Linked DNA regions of Homo sapiens: region 2 is linked to region 1. The links are chromatin loops, found by intact Hi-C in ENCODE. Cell type or tissue: breast epithelium. All regions are shown on one strand. Each heading gives the region's core, and the rest is flanking DNA. Links, peaks and the distances in the headings are about the cores only. Region 1 holds the start of IFNA13 (interferon alpha 13). Region 2 has its middle 9.6 kb from the start of IFNA8.

Evidence for each region. Hi-C counts contacts between places; a loop is a spot of excess contacts. Peaks named below come from ENCODE experiments on the same cell type or tissue, not always from the same donor. Only the 100,000 strongest peaks of a DNase experiment are listed, where the experiment ranks them.
Region 2: it touches region 1 in a loop (23-fold over the local background); 3 of 110 quality-filtered maps call a loop at or near these places.

What each region holds. Positions count from the first base shown.
Region 1 is chr9:21,363,531-21,374,740 of GRCh38, reverse strand. It overlaps IFNA13 (interferon alpha 13), which reads left to right and starts at 6,684. Exons shown (of 1, transcript NM_006900.4): 1 at 6,684-7,369. The coding sequence starts at 6,731. The coding sequence ends at 7,303. In breast epithelium, for the core only: no CTCF peak of the experiment used is centred there; no DNase peak of the experiment used is centred there.
Region 2 is chr9:21,413,090-21,424,299 of GRCh38, reverse strand. It overlaps the pseudogene IFNWP2. Among named protein-coding and RNA genes, the nearest start is that of IFNA8, 9.6 kb to the right of the region's middle. In breast epithelium, for the core only: no CTCF peak of the experiment used is centred there; no DNase peak of the experiment used is centred there.

The DNA.
Region 1 (11,210 bases), core at 2,161-10,160:
AGATATAGATCAATGGAACAGAATAGAGCCCTCAGAAATAATGCCACATGTCTACAACTATCTGATCTTTGACAAACCTGAGAAAAACAAGCAATGGGGAAAGGATTCCCTATTTCATAAATGGTGCTGGGAAAACTGGCTAGCCATATGTAGAAAGCTGAAACTGGATCCCTTCCTTACACCTTATACAAAAATTAATTCAAGATGGATTAAAGACTTAAATGTTAGACCTAAAACCATAAAAACCCTAGAAGAAAACCTAGGCAATACCATTCAGGACATAGGCATGGGCAAGGACTTCATGTCTAAAACACCAAAAGCAATGGCAACAAAAGCCAAAATTGACAAATGGGATCTCATTAAACTAAAGAGCTTCTGCACAGCAAAAGAAACTGCCATCAGAGTGAACAGGCAACCTACAGAATGGGAGAAAACTTTTGCAACCTACTCATCTGACAAAGGGCTAATATCCAGAATCTACAATGAACTCAAACAAATTTACAAGAAAAAAACAAACAACCCCATCAAAAAGTGGGCAAAGGACATGAACAGACACTTCTCAAAAGAAGACATTTATGCAGCCAAAAAACACATGAAAAATGCTCACCATCACTGGCTATCAGAGAAATGCAAATCAAAACCACAATGAGATACCATCTCACACCAGTTAGAATGGCAATCATTAAAAAGTCAGGAAACAACAGGTGCTGGAGAGGATGTGGAGAAATAGGAACAATTTTACACCGTTGGTGGGACTGTAAACTAGTTCAACCATTGTGGAAGTCAGTGTGGCGATTCCTCAGGGATCTAGAACTGGAAATACCATTTGACGCAGCCATCCCATTACTGGGTATATACCCAAAGGACTATAAATCATGCTGCTATAAAGACACATGCACATGTATGTTTATTGCGGCACCATTCACAATAGCAAAGACTTGGAACCAATCCAAATATCCAACAATGATAGACTGGATTAAGAAAATGTGGCACATATACACCATGGAATACTATGCAGCCATAAAAAAGGATGAGTTCATGTCCTTTGTAGGGACATGGATGAAATTGGAAATCTTCATTCTCAGTAAACTATCACAAGAACAAAAAACCAAACACCGCATATTCTCACTCATAGGTGGGAATTGAACAATGAGAACACATGGACACAGGAAGGGGAACATCACACTCTGGGGACTGTTGGTGGGTGGGGGGAGGGGGGAGGAATAGCTTTAGGAGATATACCTAATGCTAAATGACGAGTTAATGGGTGCTGCACACCCGCATGGAACATGTATACCTATGTAACTAACCTGCGCATTGTGCACATGTACCCTAAAACTTAAAGTATAATAATAATAAAAAAAAGAGAAGAGAAAAAAAATTACTGTGATGTTTTAATATACATCAACAAATTCTTGTATACATTGTTCTCTATGTAATTATCCTCCCTTTAATGTGGGCTCATATTCGTGATATGTTTCTGACACAAGCAGTATGGAAAGGGACAAATAGTAATTTTACATAGGAGAAACCTGGCAGACAACAACTTAACCAAGTGATTCATTTAATATCAGCAGCAATAAGTTATTGATATTGTATGCTTCCTATATTATTCGATGTAATGAGCATGTACTCCATTGTATTCATCCATTAAATCTATAATGTAACCATGAGAAAATTCCACACATCCAAATTGAGGAACATCCTACAAAGTAACTGACCAATATTCTTTAATAGTCCCCAGGTCATGAAAGTCAGGAAAGACTCAGCCCATGTTATAGATGAGAGGAGAATAAAGAGATGTGACAATGAAATGTAATATGGGACCCTGGATTGAATCTTAAATCAGAAAAAGGACATCAGTCAAAAAGTTAAGGAAATCACAATGAAGCCTGAAGTTTAGCAAATTTTTTCTTTGTTTGTTTTTTCTTTTTTTTTTTTTTTTTTTTTCGAGACGGAATCTCGCACTGCCGCCGAGGCTGGAGGTCAGCGGCGCGATCTCAGCTCACTGCAACCTCAGTCTCCCGGGTTCAAGCGATCCTCCTGTCTCAGCCTCTGAGTAGCTGGGACGACAGGCAGGAGCCAACAAGCCCAGCTAATTTTTGTATTTTTAGTAGAGACAAGGTTTCATAGTGTTGGCCAGGATGGTGTCAATCTCTTGACCTCGATCCACCCGCCTTGGCCGCCCAAAGTGCTGGGATTACAGGTGTAAGCCACCAGTGACTGGCCAAGTTTAGCAAATATTAATGCACCACTTTTAATTTCTTAGTTTTGATCATTGTTTCATGGCTATGTAAGTTGTTAACATTAGGAGAAGCTGAGTGAAGGGAAGAGAACTCCCTGTACTATCTTTGCAACTCTCTATAGGTCTAGAATTGTTTCGAAATACAAGATAAAAATGAATCGGCTTCCAGAATTTTTAACATTACTGATTAAAATTTTAAAAATATTTATTTCACTGATTAAAATCTTTCATTAAATGGTATTGTTTTCAAAAGACATAAAATTTAATCTCCCTTGTAACTGTTTAGCAGACAGTTCTGTCTCTTACCCCTTAAGGTTCTGACAATGACTCTGTCCTTTGCCAAACTTTAGTCAGTCTCCTCCAAACTCTCTCGTTGACTGGCTCGTGCCTTTGGGTCCATTCTTAGGTCTGCCAAGTCCAGTTGTAGCAGGAATCTTACTAAGTTAGTTTTATGAGAATGCTTCCACGCTTGATAGCTGATTTACCCTTGATATATGATCAAATTGTTCATCCCACACACTCAATATGTAATTACCCTGGCTTGCCTTTAGAAAGAATTATGTTCAGCTTAGGAAGGATCCCCCTGCCTTTGATGTCTCCTTTTACTGATTTTCTATCTGACCCCTCATTCTGCTTGTTGGGTATAAACCCCAGGCTCTCTTTGCTGATTTTTGAGCTGAGCACCAATTGGTCTCTCTCCCCTATTGATATGGTTTGGGTCAGCATCCCCTTCCAAATCTCACATGGAATTGTAATCTCCAGTGTTGGAGGCGGGGCCTGGTGGGAGGTGATTGGATCATAGGGCGGTTCCTCACGGTTTAACACCATCCCCCTGGTGGTGTCATGGTAAGAGTGAGTTATTCCAAGATCTGGTTGTTTAAAATTGTGCAGCACCTCCCCTGCTTCTCTCCTCCTGCTCCAGTCATGCAGGACATGCCTGCTTCCCCTTAGCCTTCTGCCATGATTGTAAGTGTCCTGAGGCCTCCGTAGCCATGCTTCCTGTATGGTCTGCAGAATCATGAGCCAATTAAACCTCTTTTCTTTCTAAGTTACCCAGTCTCAGGTTTTTCTGTATAGTAGTGCAAGAACTAATACACCTATTGTGATAGTTTTGACGCCTGTTGCAATACTTCTGAATAAGTCTTCTTTACTGTTATACCAAGTGTCAGCATAAATTTTTCTTTACCAGATCCTTAAATTAAGGCAGTACAATCAACACTGCAGCACACTCTGGTGACCTGCAACATAAAAAGCATCAACCAGCTGGCAAGTCAGGTGACTCAGGGTCTTTTGTCATCTCAGTCCTCATTCTCTAATGCCATGGACTATCCTAATTTCTCTAGAAGTGTTTCCATTTCCACACCTTTAATAATCCCTTTAGTCAACCTTTCCAGGTGTGCTCTCCCTGAGCTCTGAGCCTTAGTTCCTTGGTTTAGTTCTGATTTAGTTCATGTCTCTAGCCTGACAGTGACTCGTTCTTTCTTAAATTTGTGCTACACATGGGGAAATCTAAAGTATTGTGGATATTTGATTAAAAGAATAGTACTATGTAGAATTTTAAATTGACAGAAATATAAAGGGTTGATGAATATATTCACTGGGGTGAACAATATGTTTTACAAATATGTTCATGCTTATGATGGTGTATCCTCAAGAAGACAAAACTAGAATATAATGTGAAAGTAAAGTGGGGCCCAATTTAATTGTAATGTAACATGTTGGCATGGACAAATGGGGCATTTCAATGAAGAAGACAAATGGAAACTGAAGAGAAAGACCCTGTCATTACATAGTAAGGACTCTACTAGGAAAACATTGATTGTCCTAGAAATCAGCTCTGGTTCTTTTGTCCAGAAATAGTCCCAGAGAGCATGTAAGAAGTAAGACTTCAGAGCTGAATTTTCTCCATCCAAACTGTGGCTCCACAACTTAATAGCTCCCTGGGATTTCATTTTTTTTCTTTTGCATATGGGGATAATAGTAAAATCTATCACTGTGTGCTTTGGTCAGTGATATATCTAGTGAATAAATGGGGCTAGGTACATGGTAGACGTTCAGTAAATATGAAAAATGGATATTCTTTATTGATTAAGTAAGCATTGATTATGCAAGTGCTAAAAACAGTGTCTGACTGAAAATAAATAAAGACTTTCCACAATTTAGATATTTCATTCCTTCTTTTTTTAAGACGGAATTTCAATCTTGTTGCCTGGGCTGGGGTGCAAGTGGAGTGCAAAGGCATGATCTCAGCTCACTGCAACCTCCACCTCCTGGGTTTAAGCAATTCTTCTGCTTCAGCTGGGATTACAGGCATGTGCCACCACACCAGACTAATTTTGTATTTTTAGTAGAGACGGTGTTTCAAAATGTTAGTCAGGCTAGTCTCAAACTCCTGACCTCAGGTGATCTGCCCAGCTCGGCCTCCCAAAGTGCTGGGATTACAGGCGTAAGCCACCGCACCCGGCCTGATATTTCATTTCTCTTATTAACATTATCTTTATTATATAACTCTATTAAAAGTTAGGGAAGTGTCCTCTGAAATTATCAATTCTCTTGTTTCTTACTAGAAATATAAGAAGAAAAAAACTGACCTTCTAAGTTTACTTATCCAATAGTGGAGAGCTTGGTGCAATGAACACTGACCCATTTTCCAGAGAGAATATTGTACTCTCAAAAATTTCTCTTTCTTGTGTATAAACTCTTGCAGTTGGTATATTTGCAAGATGGGGTTCGGTAAATCTGAAAACACACTGTGGACCAGGAGTAATTACTTTTCTTCCAGCCCATACTTACGTGTTACCTTGACCTACATCCCTTCTACTATTTTGCTTCTGTTCTTTCCCACCCCTTAACCTCCACTATGTTGGTCAGGCTGGTCTCAAACTCCCAACCTCAGATGATCCGTCTGCCTCGGCCTCTCAAAGTGCTGGCATTACACATGTGAGCCACGACGCCCGGCCACTTGTGTTATCTTTTTGTTCCCATTAGTTAGGATGCAAAAAGTGACAACTTTTGCTTTCTATGAAAATGAAATGAGAAAGAAAGATATCTGGTGTCTGGCATGCTATGTAAAACAATTGTCTACTTATTTATGTTATTATATTTACATCCTATTATGCGCATCTAGGACAAAGATAGTTTCCTTTAGTTTGCTAGGAATCAGCAAAGAACCTCTGAAGGCACCTTGGAAATTTGAACTTTCATGCAAAAAATTTTTAATCAAATCGAGGATGTTTTTTCAATTGTGTATTCTCATTGCATATGATACTACTCCCAAGGATGTAGAAGTTAGTTCTTGGGAGTGGGAACAAATCTTACATATTTAAATGGTTTGTGGCCCTTCAAAGCTCAACCTATTTAACAAAATCTTATTCCTTAGTTTTTTTTTTTTTCTCTCCATTGGGTTTTCTTGTGTATCACATGAGAAGCACTGACATTGAGTTCATGGAAGATACACAAAAGGTATAAAAGTTCAGCATTACAAACCTATGGCAAATGGGTAGCTGTGATTGGAGTACTTTCCAAGATGTATTAGATCTCAAAGTCATATCATGAGAGGTGTCCTCTGCATACATATGGTTTGTCACTGGCCATCTTATAGATATTGCTTATGTTTGATCCTTAGCATTTCTGTCTGTGTTGTGGGCTTTGAAATGAAATATAAATAATTTATATTTTAACAATTCTACTGAAGTTGTTCAACACATCTATATTTAGGTCAAGAATTGAAGAAAAAATTCTTCACACTCTCTAGGTGAGTATCTAGCAGCTAGTGAAGTTAAAAATTTTCTCACATGCAACAAAATTAAAAGTTAAGTATAATAAAAATAAATGATAAAAATATTTTAAATTATTAAGTCTTTATCAGTTTCAAATAATTCATAAACATTCATTACTTAGCTGTATAATGTTTATCTAGAAACATTAGATAATGTTTATAATTTGTTAAATTTCTTATGTAATTTAATACATTACAATTTATATCAGTAAATAAACTATATTGAAGCCCACAAGCAAATTTAGTTATAAAGTTAAGTTAAATTTGAATAGCGTTTAAATTTAACTTTTATCTTAAAATTTTCATTTGGTTATTTTTAAACTTGCATTGAATAAAATGATTAAACTTTGTACTTTTTGAGTATAGAGATATACATATAGTACACAAATAGATAGATATTATATCTGTGTTATTAAATTTTCACGGTGGGTTCAATTAGGAAAAAAAATCTAAAAAGTCTCTGGGAACAAGATGGGGGAGACAATAATGAAAAACAAAATGGTTGAGAAACACGGCTCTAAACTCATGTAAAGAGTTCAAGAAGGAAAGCAAAAACAGAAATGGAAAGTGGTCCAGAAGCATTAAGAAAGTGGAAATCAGTATGTTCCCTATTTAAGGCATCTGCAGGAAGCAAAGCCTTCAGAGAACCTAGAGCCCAAGGTTCAGAGTCACCCATCTCAGCAAGCCCAGAAGCATCTGCAATATCTATGATGGCCTCGCCCTTTGCTTTACTGATGGCCCTGGTGGTGCTCAGCTGCAAGTCAAGCTGCTCTCTGGGCTGTGATCTCCCTGAGACCCACAGCCTGGATAACAGGAGGACCTTGATGCTCCTGGCACAAATGAGCAGAATCTCTCCTTCCTCCTGTCTGATGGACAGACATGACTTTGGATTTCCCCAGGAGGAGTTTGATGGCAACCAGTTCCAGAAGGCTCCAGCCATCTCTGTCCTCCATGAGCTGATCCAGCAGATCTTCAACCTCTTTACCACAAAAGATTCATCTGCTGCTTGGGATGAGGACCTCCTAGACAAATTCTGCACCGAACTCTACCAGCAGCTGAATGACTTGGAAGCCTGTGTGATGCAGGAGGAGAGGGTGGGAGAAACTCCCCTGATGAATGCGGACTCCATCTTGGCTGTGAAGAAATACTTCCGAAGAATCACTCTCTATCTGACAGAGAAGAAATACAGCCCTTGTGCCTGGGAGGTTGTCAGAGCAGAAATCATGAGATCCCTCTCTTTATCAACAAACTTGCAAGAAAGATTAAGGAGGAAGGAATAACACCTGGTCCAACATGAAACAATTCTTATTGACTCATATACCAGGTCACGCTTTCATGAATTCTGCCATTTCAAAGACTCTCACTTCTGCTATAACTATGACCATGCTGATAAACTGATTTATCTATTTAAATATTTATTTAGCTATTCATAAGATTTAAATTATTTTTGTTCATATAACATCATGTGCATCTTTACACTGTGGTTAGTGTAATAAAACATGTTCCTTATATCTACTCAATTCATTATTTTATGTTGTTCATTAAACTTTTACTATAGGAACTTCCTGTATGTGTTCATTCTTTAATACAAAATTCCTAGCCTGACTGTGCAACCTGATGAGAGAATAAAGGGTATAATTTATTTACTCATCATTATTATATGAGAGATGTAAGTAAAAATGACCTTTCTCTAAACCAGGTTGTATGTTGTACTCAAGTTATAAAGGTGAATACAATAAATCTACTTCCTACTCTCTTGCATGTTTGATTTTTGTATGGAATAAAACTAAAAATAGTAATCATACTTAGTATCAGTTATCCTGAATACTATAAGGAGAAAAAGGAATGAACAATGATTTCTTTCGGCAGGAGGTAAACTGAAACATGTGAGGAAATAAAAATAAACAGATATCCTCTATAAGTTGACTGATACAACATGTGGTAGAAACTGTCTATTGCCAGTTGGATATGTGAGTTTGCAAATTATAAGGAATGCAATTGCTGGGAGTTCATATGTGGCAAGCAAAATCCCAGAAATGAAAGTGCTCATGTGTGGAGAGAGTGTAGACAGAGAAAAGGACTTAAACGTGATTCTAAGGACCTTCCACCTTTAAAGGGAAGGAAGAGAAGAGCCACAAAGGAAACAGAGGGATGGACAAATAGAGACAATGGTGATTAATATGGTCTGGAACTGTGTCTCTGCCTAAATCTCAGGCAGACCAGCCTCTAGAATGTATGTGTGTGTGTGTGTGTGTGTGTATGTGTGTGTGTGTGTATATATATACGTACATATATATATATACGTATATATATGTATATATATACACACACACACACATACACACACACACTATATATATATTTTATATATAGTGTATATATATAAAACATATGTATATATGCTTATTTTCTTATTTTATAAATATATGGTTATTATTTTCTTAATTAGTGCATATATATCAGAAAAGGGACTGGGTGCAGTGGCTCATGTTTGTAATCTCAGCACTTTGGAAGCCAAGGTGGGTGGATCACTTGAGTTCAGGGGTTCAAGACCAGCCTGGACAATATGGTGAAACCCTGTCTCTACTAAAAACCAAAAATTTGGCCAGGCATGGTGTTGGGTAGCTGTGATCCCATCTATTCGGGAGGCTGAGGCAGGAGAATCACTTGAACCCCGGAGGCAGAGATGGCGCCTCTGCACTACAGCCCCTGGGCAATAGAACAATACTCCGTCCCCAAAAAAAAAAAAAAAAAAAAAGAAAAGAAAAGAAAAAAAAGAAAATGAGAAAACAGAAAAGGGAATGTTCTCTTCTCTCCTCAATCTCCATAACACATAAGAATCTAAAACGCAGAATTCTTGGAGTATTCTGGAGAAAACTGAAAAATAGTCACCCTTCGTACTGAAGATAAGTCTGATGTGTATATTCAGTCAGGATACGGTATCTTACAGGAAAATCTGGAAGAGTTTATTTTCTTAAACCTAAGTGAAATATACATACCATTCATTTGCTGATTCCGATACCCAGCACAGTTCTTTCCTTCTTCCCCAGCTTTTCTGGATCTCATTTTCACTCCTATTGAGGCTCAAAAATAATACCCCAAAGTGAAGTTCTCAGAAGCAGCTTCAGAAGCAAAGTTTCTCTCTGGCCTTCTCCTGCCCTGCTGTTTGTCACGCCTCATCTCCTGAGGGAGACCCTTTTCCCCAAAGCCAGCCATAAAATCTGAAAATATGACTCTAACTTTCCCTCACCTTTGTGTGTAAGAACTGAACTGGCCATAAAGAAATTCTCTCACCTGCCTTGTTTGATTGTAGATACTAAGACCCCCATTCCAAAAAGAGCTCTGCCACATACCCAAGAGGAAGGAATGGTGTATGGAGGGGCCAAGAAGTATCTGACCAGAAAGGCCTTGTTGGGTTTCCCCTACTCAGAATATTAGCATTAGATGATGCCCTTTTTGTCTAATCACATTTCTACACAGCTGGCCATTCTTCATGGAACATAAGCATAAAAATGGATAGTTTTTTCCTGTACTTTGGGTCTTCATTTTGAAGGCTTCCGTAGTTATATAAACCTGTGATTAAATAAATGTGTTATGCTTCTCTCTTGTTAAGCTGTCTTTTGTTTTAGGCGTGTGAGCTGTGACCCTTTTGATAGGAAGGAAAGAGATCACACTATTTCTACCCCTATAGTTGTGGTGATGAAGATGGGATGCCTGAAGCACCTGACTCACCTACTGATGAGGTCCAGGTAAAATGCTGATAAAGAGCTTGCCAGTAAAGGTAAGAATTTTTACCAAGTTCAGTTCTGAATTTCTGCTTGTAGTGTCTGGTCAAGAACTAAAGGTAAAAATTTATCTTTATTTCTTCCTTTCCAAATGCAGGTCATCAGGAGAAGATCATTTGTTTGAATTGTTCTCTTGTGTAAATTTGGATTTATGGGACCCATGTGTTATTGATCCTTTCCCTTCAATAGACAGCTGTCGTTTTGCTGTTTTGTGTCCTGAGAACCTGACTTGGCTTGCTGCCTATCAGGATGCCCTTCGGTGTGTGCAGGAGGCCAAACCAAAAGTTGGAGGCGCCCATTAAAAGTTTACATATTGACTATTGCCAGCTCTCGAGGTGTCTAAATATTTCTTTCTTGCGGCGATCTTTAGAGGTGGCTCTGAATTTTGAGAGGACTGCATCTTGGCATTTCTTTGAAGATGTCTTATGCATCCTTGGTGAAGTCAAAAAAGGCTTGGTTTTGGTACTGAGTCACTTGGTAGGTGTCTTTGTTTTAAAAGAAAAGAGAAAAAAGAAAGTTTCAAACATTAGAAATATGGGTTGTTTGTTCTTGCCGAAATCCGGTAAGGGGTTTTAAAGTAATTTTAAGAGCTCTGTATTCAATTATTAGCTTAATTTAAAGTGGGTATCAAGGCTACCATTTTTTAAGGGTCTTTCTGATTTTCTCCTTGGGATCTTGTTTATCCCATGGAAACATTTTTTCTGTAAACTTAAGCCTTTTTAAATTATATATTTGAATCCTCTGTTTGCTTCCTTTCTTGTAGGCAGGATTTTTGCTTAAAAAAATGTAAAACTTCATTGGCCTTTTGAAGAAGCTTAAGATCTCCCCAGTCTGGCTCCTCTAAGACTTGTTCTTCTATTTACTTCTGCCATTTTCAGTCGTTCATCTAGCTCTCTCTTATCATTGACAAGCCCCTGCCTCTGCATTTGGTGGTCAGTGGATGGAAAATTACTAAGCAGAAACATCAGAGTTCTGGCTACCACATAAAGGGTTGTAGAGAATACTTCTAGAAAGCCTGGGACTCCTCGAAGAATGCAAATAAAAAAGAGAGAGAGAGAGAAAGTAGCCACAGATGCCCCACTACATAGAGTTTCCTGTCTTCCTCATGAAGCCCCAAGAGTCATGGGTAGGTCCTTCTCATGTCTGGAGCTCTGCTCTCCCTTGCCGTGAGTTCCCTGATCTCTTTGGCTTTTGGGGTATCAAGGGTAACTTCACACTGTGAGAGAGCCACCTACCTGCCAAGACCAGAGACAGTGGGAAAGTCTGTTCTTTGTATAAGTCTGTCTCCTTCCAGCACCTTTTTCTTCAGAGCTAAAAAGAGGAACTTTCCTGGAAACAACTGACCCAAATACTGGAATGAGCCCATTTCTTTAATTTTCATATCTTAGAGAGGGAAAATACT
Region 2 (11,210 bases), core at 1,822-9,821, 50 kb before region 1:
AGTCAAGAAACAAGAGATGCTGGTGAGGTTGCAGAGGAATAGGAACACTTTTACACTGTTGGTGGGAATGTAAATTCGTTCAACCATTGTGGAAGATGGTGTGGCAATTCCTCAAAGATTTAGAACCAGAAAGATCATTTGACCCAGCAATCCCATTACTAGATATACACCCCCAAAATATAAATCACTCTATTATAAAGCTACATGTGGCTGGGCATCATGGCTCACACCTGTAATCCCAGCACTTTGGGAGGCAAAGGCGGGTGGATCTCCTGAAGTCAGGAGTTTGAGACCAGCCTGGCCAACATAGTAAAACCCTATCTCTACTAAAAATACAAAAATTAGCTGGGCATGGTGGTGCATGCCTGTAATACCAGCTACTCAGGAGGCTGAGGCAGGAGAATCACTTGACCTGGGAGGTGCAGGTTACAGTAAGCCAAGAGTGTGCCACTGCATTCCAGCCTGGGCAACAGAAAAAAAAAAAAAAAAAAAAAAAAAAGAACTTACCAACCACAAAAAGCCCCAGACCAGATGGCTTCACAGCCAAATTCAAAGAAGAGATGGTAACAATTCTAGTGAAACTATTTCCCAAAAATAAATAAATAAATAAATAAGAGGAGGGACTCCTCCCTAATTCATTCTGTGAAGCCAACATCACCCTAATACCAAAACCTGGCAAAGACAATGAAAAACACAAACAACAGGCCAATATCCCTGAACAACATAGGTGCAAAAATCCTCTAGAAAATACTAGCAAACCGAATTCAACAGTACATCAACAAGTTAATTCAGCATGATCAAGTAGGCTTTGCTCCTGGGATGTAAATTTGGTTCAACATACAGAAATTAATAAATGTTATTCATCACATAAATAGAATTAAAAGCAAAACCACATAATAGCCTCAATAGACATGGAAAAAATTTTCAATTAAATCCACCATCCCTTCATGCTAAAAACTCTCAAGAAACTAGGCATCGAAGGAACATTCCTCAAAACAATAAGAGCCGTCTATGACAAACCCACAGCTAACATCAAACTGAATGGGCAAAAACTGGAAGCATTCCCCTTGAGAACTAGAGCAAGACAAGGATGTCCACTCTCACCACTCCTATTCAAAATAGTGCTAGAACTTATAGCTAGAGCAATCAGGTAAGAGAAAGAAAGAAATGGCATAGGAAAGGAAGAAGTCAAACTACCTCTCTGAGTGGAAGTTATAATCCTATACCTAGAAAACCCTAAAGACTCTGCGAAAAGGCTCCTCAAGCTGATAAACGACTTCACTAATGTTTCAGGATACAAATCAATGTACAAAAATCAGTAGAATTTCTAGACATCAATAATGTTCAAGCTGAGAGTCAAATCAAGAATGTAATCCATGTAGCCACACAAAAATAAAACACCTAGGAATATATTTAATAAATGAGGTGAAATATATTTGCAAGGAGAACTACAAAACACTGCTGAAAGAAATCATAGATGAGACAAACAAATGGAAAAACATTCCATGTTCATGGATTAGAAGAATCAATATTGTTAAAATGGCCATACTGCCCAAGGCAATCTACAGATTTGATGCTATTCCTATCAAACAACCAATGTCATTTTCACAAAACTAGAAATATACTATTCTAAAATTCATATGTAACCAAAAAAGAGTCCAAATAACTAAAGCAATTCTAAACAAAAAGAACAAAGCCAGAGGCATCACATTACTGGACTTCAAACTATACTATAAGATGACAGCAACCAAAAACAGACACATAGACCAATGAAACAAAATAGATAACTCATAAATAGAGCCACACACCTACAGCCATTTGATCTTCTACAAAGTCGACAAAAATAAGCAATGGGGAAAAGACTCCCTATTCAATAAATGGTTCTGGGATAGCTGAGTAGCCATATGCAGAAGAATAAAACTGGACCCCTACCTTTCACCACATACAAAAATTAAATCAAGATGGATTAAAGATTTAAACGCAAGTAAATCTTTAGTGTTCTCAGCGTGCATACAAAAACAAAACAACTATGTCAGGTGATGAATGTGTTAATTAGCTGTGGATTATGTAATGTGTAGAAATCATTACACAAGGTATATTTATACCTAATCCCTATGTTTTACACTTTAAATAATATATTTTTAATCATATCTCAATAAAGAAATATTTAAAGGTTTTACTCAAATTCAGCTATTCTTTGAAAATGATGCTCAGAAAACATTTGAAAAATATGCGTGGCAATGTTAACCCACACCCTCCTCCAGGTATCACCCTATTTCCTAACACCGCAAACAAGCTTCCCAAGATGATCTTCTATACATAGTGCACCTAATACCACTTCTTGTGTTTCTTCTTCAAACTACTCCCATCTGGTCTCTGTCCCATTCATTCTGCAAAACCAGATCATCCTAAAATCAATGGTGGAGTGTGTTTCAGGTCCACTAGGACAGGTCAGTCCCCATCTTCCCTGAACGCATTACTGTTCCCTTCATTAGTCTCTCCCTCATTCTTCCTTATTTCTTCATCTAAGTGCACTGGCCACTCTATCCCGGTGTCTTTTGCAGACTCTCCTTCTCTGCTGTACCTTTAAATATTGACAGTCTGTAGAACATAGATTAGTGCTCATCTAATTTTCTCCCCTTATTTATATGTGATCACATCCATTCCCATGCCCTGATTACCAGAAATGCAATAAAGAATCTTAAATTAATACCTATGCCCATGGTATTTGTTCATTCTAGGCCAGCATTCCCAGCTGCCAATAAGACCTCTGCACTTTCATGTCTCCTGGGCGCTTTGGGAAGACATCCATTTTTTTTTCCCTTCCCAGCATCATTTACACCTAAAGATTCTGGTGTGAGAACATAATTTTCCTTTACTTCTCTCTGAAGCACTTAATATAATTGAAATAATATAAACATTAGTATGGTTTTTATGTCTCCTTCCCTCTTAGACTGAGAATTCCAACACAGCAGAAACTGTGTTTGCTCTAGTCACCTGTATTACTTGAAGGAATTTCTACAGTCTGCCACTTACTTAGTTCATAAATATAATGTGAATGGAATGTATGAATAATTAAATTTTGCAATCCTTTCTTCAATTTGGCTTAGGTTTTAGAATAAACAAAATGAAAATTTTCTTTGATAAATATTTAACAAATCAAAACTGCTAATTTAATAACATTCAATGGTGAATATATTTTGTAAATGTTAATACAATGTGAAGATTAACATGTTATATGTAAAATATCTAAATATTATAAATACAATAGATGCAAAATAGTGGAAATAAATAAATAACATCAGGGGAGTCATCTCTTAGAGTCCCATGCCGCTGGAGCTAAATGTTTTGAACACATACTTGCTTAATATACTGATGAAGTATTTGCTGAATTTAACTCAACCAATTCAGTAACTAAAGCAAAACATCCAAGATCATATGTGAAAGTGTGACATGGCAGATTAGTCAATGAGAATTATTTTAAGATGACTCCATGTCTCCATTCTTACTTCTCAATCTTTCCTGTGAGTTTGTTGATATAGAGAAGGATCTCATGATTTCCACTCTGACAACTTCCCAGGCACAGTCACTGTTTCTTCTCTTTCAGGTAGAGACAGATTCTCTGGAAGTACCTTCTCAAGGCCAGTGTAGAGCTCCCAATCACCCAGCAGATTCTCCCTCTCCCACTGCCCGCACCAAGCAGGTCTCCAGGTGTTCCAGCTGCTGATGAAGTCCAGTGTGGAGTTGGTCCAGGAGGGTCGTGTTCCAGGCAGCAGAGGAGCGCTCTGTGTGGAAGAGGCTGAAGATCTGCTGCAGCATCTCATGGAGGACAGACAGGGCCTGGGCCTGCTGCAACTGGCTGTCATACACATCTCCAGGGGAAACCTGAAGTCTCTTCTGTCCTTGAGACACAAGAAAGGGGAGATCCATTTCATTTGGCCCAGAAGCACCAACGTCTTCCTTCCTGTCAGACCATGGTTCTGAGTCAGGTCACATCCCAGAGATCAAAAAGAGCCACAGCTGCACACAACTAGGACCACCACTAGAGAGTGAAGGCAGGCCACTGGGAAATGAGGGAGCTGCTGGCCTGGTGGAGCTGGGGTCTGAGTGTAATTTGGAACCTAGGTTCTCTCAAGACATTCACTATGCATGGCTTTTAACAGGAAACAAATAGTTTTCATTTTCTGCATTCCTCTACACTTATTTCCCTTTTTATTATTTTTTTATTCTTCATATGACCTAAGAAGAAACATCACTCCATACTATTAATTTTGCAATAGAAGTCTAATTTTCCTAGTAAACTTTAGAGGTGTCAATCAAAATGGATATTTATCAATTGCATGAGAAACATCTTTGTCCTAAAGGCCTAAGCGTATATATGTATGTAAATCACACACACACATGCACGCATGCACACACTATTTTTTAATATATAAACATTGCTTTTTCTGTTCTTGGAAAAGATTTTGAGCCCTGATCCTAGGCTCTATTTTTACCCTCCATACTTTACATAGGAAATCAGACTCCCTCACCTCTATGGGTGTATGAAGTTAGGGATATACCAGACCATCTATGGCATTCAAACTCTTTAGGACTGGGTTTGTTTGCTGTTTTATTCACAGCAGAGATTGATGGGTATTGGTGAATGAACTTCTGTGAAATTTCTCTTCCTTCTAAAATGCATTTATTGAGGTCCATGAGGCCGTGGTTCATGGGGGTCACAAAGTCAGGATTAATGCAGACCATTGCTGTTTTTTTCACCATTTCTTACTGGTGGACTAAGTGCTCCTCAGGCTGTGTCAATTCCCTCAGGAAGAATCCTGGCTGTTTTTCAGGTGCATATAGGTGTAGAGATTCTAATTCCAAGATAATGTTTTCCAACATCACCTCACTCACAAGGTAGTTATCACATCCACTAACACTCTCTCCTATAGAGTCACAAAGTAGCCTGAATCCAAAATCTTCCAGACAGATTTATTCCCTGAAAACAGGCTCACCACATCCTGATGACTTCAGAATTCAACCCCTGAGGAATGTCTTGTTTCTTTGCTGCCAAAATAATCTATCTTCTAAGGCCCTTGCCTTTGTCCCTAGAGTGTTTGTGTGAGGGACCCTAGCCCTCAGTGATGGCCTCTTCCTCTCCTGAGCCATGTTCCTAGGTATCAAAAGTCTCAACAGTCCTCCAATGCTGATAGCAAAGGCTTGTTTTGTCTAAGGAGGTAGAGGACTTATGCAACTGCAATCATTTTACCTTCCTTAGTCAAGTAATTCTTATTTTGCGAAGTACAGTTTTTATTGATGAAGACCTTTACTTAAACCACTGAAAACTTGTTATGCTTGAAGTTTCTGAGGTGGACACAGGGGATTCAGTAACAATATTTTCTTTTATTACAACCTAATTTACAGAAACTAGTGACCTAAAGTTATTTTATACAGTCAGCATGATTCTAATGGAGTCTTTTTCTGTGTCTGTCTCACTCTGACAATGCAGGGCAGTGAGGCTCAGGTTATTCAGTAAGAAAGAAATAGCCTTATTTCCTTACTTGTTTGTGATTTTTCATGTTGAATTTTTGTAACTTCTTCTTCTTCTTCTTTTTTTTTTTTTTTTAGATGGAGTCTCAGTCACCAGGCTGGAGTGCAGTGGCACAATCTCAGCTCACTGCAACCTTCACCTCCTGGGTTCAAGCAATTCCCCTGCCTCAGCCTCTCGAGTAGCTGGGACTACAGGTGCTCACCACCATGCCTGGCTAATTTTTTTTATTTTAGTAGAGTCGGGGTTTCACCATGTTGGCCAGGCTGGTCTCGATCTCCTGATCTCATGATCCACCTGCCTCGGCCTCCCAAAGTGCTGAGATTATAGGTTTGAGCCACCATGACTGGCCGAATTTTTGTAACTTCTTTTCACATAGTGGTTTACTGGGTAAGGTGTATCTTGCTTCTCCTACATGATATTCTTATTTATGATGAATTAAAACAAATAAAGAAAAGTAAAAGAAAGGCAAAGGAACCATATTGTTCTTCTCCATAATTTTCAAGATTTCAGATTTTTTGTCTCTCATTTCAACTTTCCTAGAAAGCAAACCTCAACAATTGCTTATATATTAAAAACAAAACAAATATAAGCCTGAATATCAGGAAGTAAGAGAAGTGACTTTCTGCTGACAAAATAGCAAAACATATGTTAGCAAAATTCAGTGCAGCAAAATTAGAGACTAGGGACTCTGTCCCAGGGGAAGGATGAATGTCATTGTTGAGGTACACAAAAGCAAGGGAAACGGCTGCTTCTGCCAGAGCCTCACAGAAGAGCAACTCCTGGGTCAATGGATTGTCCTCAGCTTTGCAAGACCAGCCACCTGCTCTTCTTTCATTGAATGCAGATGTTATCACCTCTGAGGTAAGAAAGGAGGAGTCACACCAACCAACTCACAGTAGACTGGCAACAAGACCCCAGTTGCTAGAACACTAGTCCTCTCTGGCATGATAATGAATATTAGCCTTGCCTTAGCACCGTACCTAGTTAAAAAATCCACCCAGGAAATGAAAAGATGGCATTTAGAAACCTGCAAAGAAACAGAATTTGATTTCCCAAAAGATTCTGCTCCTAGTTGTGTTATAACAATGGTGATTTTTTTAAAAGATAACACCAAAATTATTGCATTATAACTATAGGCCTGTGACTGTTTTAAGATCATTAAAACTGTTGACCCAATAACCATGTTTGGATTACACTCATTTTTATAACTGTCTGGAGAGAAATATAAATCTGAAGGAATAGAACAAAGACCTAAGGTCAAAACCACAGGGCAAACTGAGATAATAGTGAGTCTGGAGGAGTCCATTAAAAAAACAGAACTGGACATGAGATTCATGAACCAAGGAGAGGCCATAGCATGAAATAAGAAGAGCAGGGAGGGTAAGTTGTCAAGGGATTCTGGGTTCCACTTCAAATGCCCATGTGTTGCTGTCTATTGTTTTATAGGGCAAGAGTAGGTGTGCTATGAGTGAATTGAACTGACTGACTTTTAAGTTTTTCGTAAAAGTAAACAAAAGACCATCTAAATGGATATAAGGCAGCAGATTTTTCTGCCAATAAAAAAGTCTAAAAATTAATGAGCGATTTCTTAAATGAAATATATTTAGACCACTTTAAGAACCCATTAAATGCGTACTCCTAGAGGCCTATTTATTTTTGACTCTTGAGTTGTCTTGAATAAGCAAAAAGCACCTAATATTTTCCATTTTAATGCTGTTCTCATTCCCAAGGATGACAAATCAGTTTCTTCCCACCTGGTCAGACTGGACTTTGTGTTGTCTACTGATGAACCCACTGAAGATCCTTTTCTTCTCTTTATCTTTTTATCCAACAGTTGAGCTGTAAGTGCCAAAAAAAAATATTTTGTATGAGCAAGATGGAAAAACATTATGCACTTCCCACACCACAGCAGTGAATGCTTTCAAAAGGCTACTTACCAAAGTGAGTCTTCCTTTGACTCCAAAAGCAGCCACATTGCTTAGTAAGGCTGTCTTTGGCTATCTAGGATTGTCAATTGTTGGCATCAAAATGGATGATATTTTCAACCTCTTGCTTCTACAGTGTTTCTGTTTCTTAAGATTTAAAAGATGTAATTTTTAGTTTACAAACATTTACCAAAATCAGGAAATAAAATCCTGTCATTGCCAAGTTGTTGGCCTGCCTACCTGTGTGCACAAACATGTATGACCCACACAGAGTCACATGGAGCTTTTTCCACTGTCCCCAGACTGCACGTTCAGTCAACATGTGCAAAGACCCCATTCTGTGAAAAGGCTATATACGCAAAGCGGTCCCCAAATGCCAAAAGAGCCCAGAAACCAAAGAACAAGACAGATAAATTTAGTTTGTTGGTAAAGGGTGATTTTCTGGGGAGCTTACAGACAGAAACATGTCATTGTGTAGGAACAAAACAAGTAGGTCTCAGTGCTGCAGCCCCCTAGACCTAGGGGTTATATCTTGGGGGAAAAGTATATCTGCTCTGGAAGGAAGGTGTAGGTGGCTGAGAGAATGCTAAGAGTGTCACAGTCTGTGATTTCTGCAACGTCAAGGCTTATTATGGAGGAAAAGTAAGACTTACAGTAAATAGGTGTTTCTACGTAGAGTAATGCATTAACTAGATATCTTGGAGGCATTCCCAGACTTGGGGTTAATCAGGAGTGACATGGCAGATTAGCATCTAAAACAGTCACTTTTTTCCCTATAACCCAGATGCTCTGGCAATAATCCCTGTCAAGGTGTCTTGGCCATCTGGGGAGTTGGGATGGTGCCCTAGTGCCATCAGTACAGGATGTAGCTTGCTTCACATGAAATCACCGCAAGCGGAGCTCATTATAACTCCTTTAACAGGCACAATTGGAGTTTCCTTTTATACAACAAGAGATGAATTGTTTGTAGTTGTCTGATTCTCTAAAGATTTCATCATCACTAGCTTCATAATTGGCTGTCACAGGGTGCTATATAATACATTAATGGCTGATAGTTCTAATTTGTTACTTATTTAAATTTGATTTTTTGTTGTTGTTGTTTTATGGACTCTAATCTTCAGGAAGAGTTCCAAATTCTAAATATGCTGACTCACCGCAGAATGTACTAACTGGAAAGAAAACAAAGGGAATCAAACTGCCAATGTTTTATTTTTCAACTATTTTCATTCAATGAATATTGACAAAGGTCTTTGCTATCATTAGTTATTATGATCTTCAAATATGCACATTACTAATATCTGTCCTGCTTGGAAGGCTCTGCCCTACTTGCCTCTAATTATACTCAAATACCTGATATGTCCCTTCTGTTCAGGTATTGCTTCATTTTGTTTTAGTTTTAAAGGAGGCTGCATTATAACCAAAATTTAAGAGATGTCTTAGATTGCACTGGCCTCATGGAATAATTTTCCCTGTGGAGTGATGACTTGCTAGGTCCTTAAGAGGAAACAGCAGTTGGCAGCTGGCACTAGAATAAGGCTTGTCCCTTCCAAAACTCTGCAGGCTACTGTGGTCTATCAGTGTCTCCCATGCTGGAGTCACTGAGGTTGGCCATGTCTCTGTGAGACGACTCTGTGCTTCAGTCTTCATCCACTTTCAATCTTCTCTCCCTCTCTATGATCAGAGGATCTGAACAGTTAACTCCATCTGCTCATTCACGTAGTTCCATCTCTTGAGGACCTGCCACTGTTGCAGTCAATGTTTTAAACATCTCTATTCTCCTTCCAAGATATCAGACTGCTCCTCTTTTTTTCAACTTCTTTGTGTTGTGATGTATTCTGTTTTTTTTTGTTTTGTTTTGTTTGTTTGTTTTTAAACAAATGAGAGTCCTATGTCTGGTGCAGTCTCCTCTTAGGGGAATCAGAACATGGAAACTTCTAAACATAAGAACAGATGAGCTCCTGCATTCTTTACCAGTTCTTTGGGTCATAAGTATGGGGGAAGGCCTCCTTCCATTTACTGCATTTTGTGGCCTGACTGGACATCAGTGGGTCTGGACCCCCCACAGCTCATGAATCACCTGGCAGGAGGGGTCAAAACAAGGTCATATTCACACTCTTGCTTCCAAGGCTCTAAAAACTTAGCTGTCTCCAGCTAGTGCTGCATGGTTAGCCCTTGCCAAGTCTCCATGGGAACTGGAGTGCTTCTCCATGCTCCCTGTGGCCCTTCTCAGGTAAACTAGATGCACCTCAGCTGGGTTGGGAGTGTAGGGGGAAGTAATGTTTGGCACTACAGAGGGACCTGAATGGGTGGGGCATCTCAGCACTCACTGCCCTCCAACTTCACTCTCTGTCCTGGTCCTCCAGACCCACTGCTTGATTCCTGACTACTGTAGAACACATAACTGGTTAATAACTCCAGGATATGATGCAAGATATGGCTATAGAGATTTCCAGGGCAAGGTGACAGTTTGGAGCCAAGTCATAAAACTTTTACAACAACCTGAATATAATTTTTTTAAAGCATTGAAAAAAATGAAAGAGGTTATAACATTTGAAAGACATTATGGAGGGTAGAGCAAGGTGGCTGAATGGAGGGCACCATCGATGGTCCCACCCTCTCGGTAGGAACATCAAGTTTGACAACTGTCTATGCAAAGGGAGCATCTTCATAGGAACCAAAAATCTTGTGAACACTCACAGTGTCTGATTTTAACTCTATATCACTAAAAGAGGCACTGGAGAGGGTAGGAAAGACAGTCTTGAATTGCCATCCCCACCCTGCCTCCATCCCTAGCAGCAGCCACATGGCATGGAGAATCTGTGCACTTGGGAGAGGGAGAGTACAGTACGTGTGAGACTTTGCCTTAAATTCATGGCTGCCCTCTGACAGCAGAAAGCAGCACAGGGCTGTACTCAGCTGTGCCTGCCCATAGAGGGAGCATTTGAACCAGCCCTAGCCAGAGGGAAATGTCCTATCCCAGTGATGGGAGATTGAGTTCCAGCAAACCTCCCCACCATGGACTAAAGGGCTCTGGGACGCTAAATAAACTTGAAAGGCAGCCTAGGCCACAAGGACTGTAATTTCTAAGCAACTCCTAGTGCTGAGCTGGGTTCAGAGGCAGCGAACAGGAAGGGGGCGTGTGACCTACTGAGACACCAGCAACAAAGGTTAAAGGAGTACTTGCAACACTTCTCCCGTAACCCCAGGAAGCACAGTTCAGAACTCCAAATGAGACCCTTCCTTCTGCTTAAAGAAAGGAGAGGGAAGATGTATTACTTTGTTTTCATGCTGCTAATAAAGACATACCTGAAACTAGGAACAAAAGGTTTAATTGGACTTACAGTTAGTTCCACATGGCTGGGGAGGCCTCAGAATCACGGCAGGAGGTGAAAGGCACTTCTTGCATGGTGCTGGCAAGAGAAAAATGAGGAATTAGCAAAAGGAGAAACCCTTGATAAACCCATCAGATCTCATGAGACTTATTCACTATCACGAGAACACCATGGGAAAGACCGACCCCCATGATTCAATTACCTCCCCGTTGGTCACTCCTAAATTTCTCCATCCTCCCCTCTAGAGGACAGAAGAAGACTGCAAACAATACAATTTTTTGTAATTTGTCTAAGGCCCTGGTCAACTCCCAGTCTGAAAGCAGCAAATCCAGATGTTGAGTGTGTAGCTGGAGGAAAAGACTCAAGAGGCCCCTGTGCAGTTGTAGGCTCTCCCTCCCTGCTACCTCAGCAATTCACACA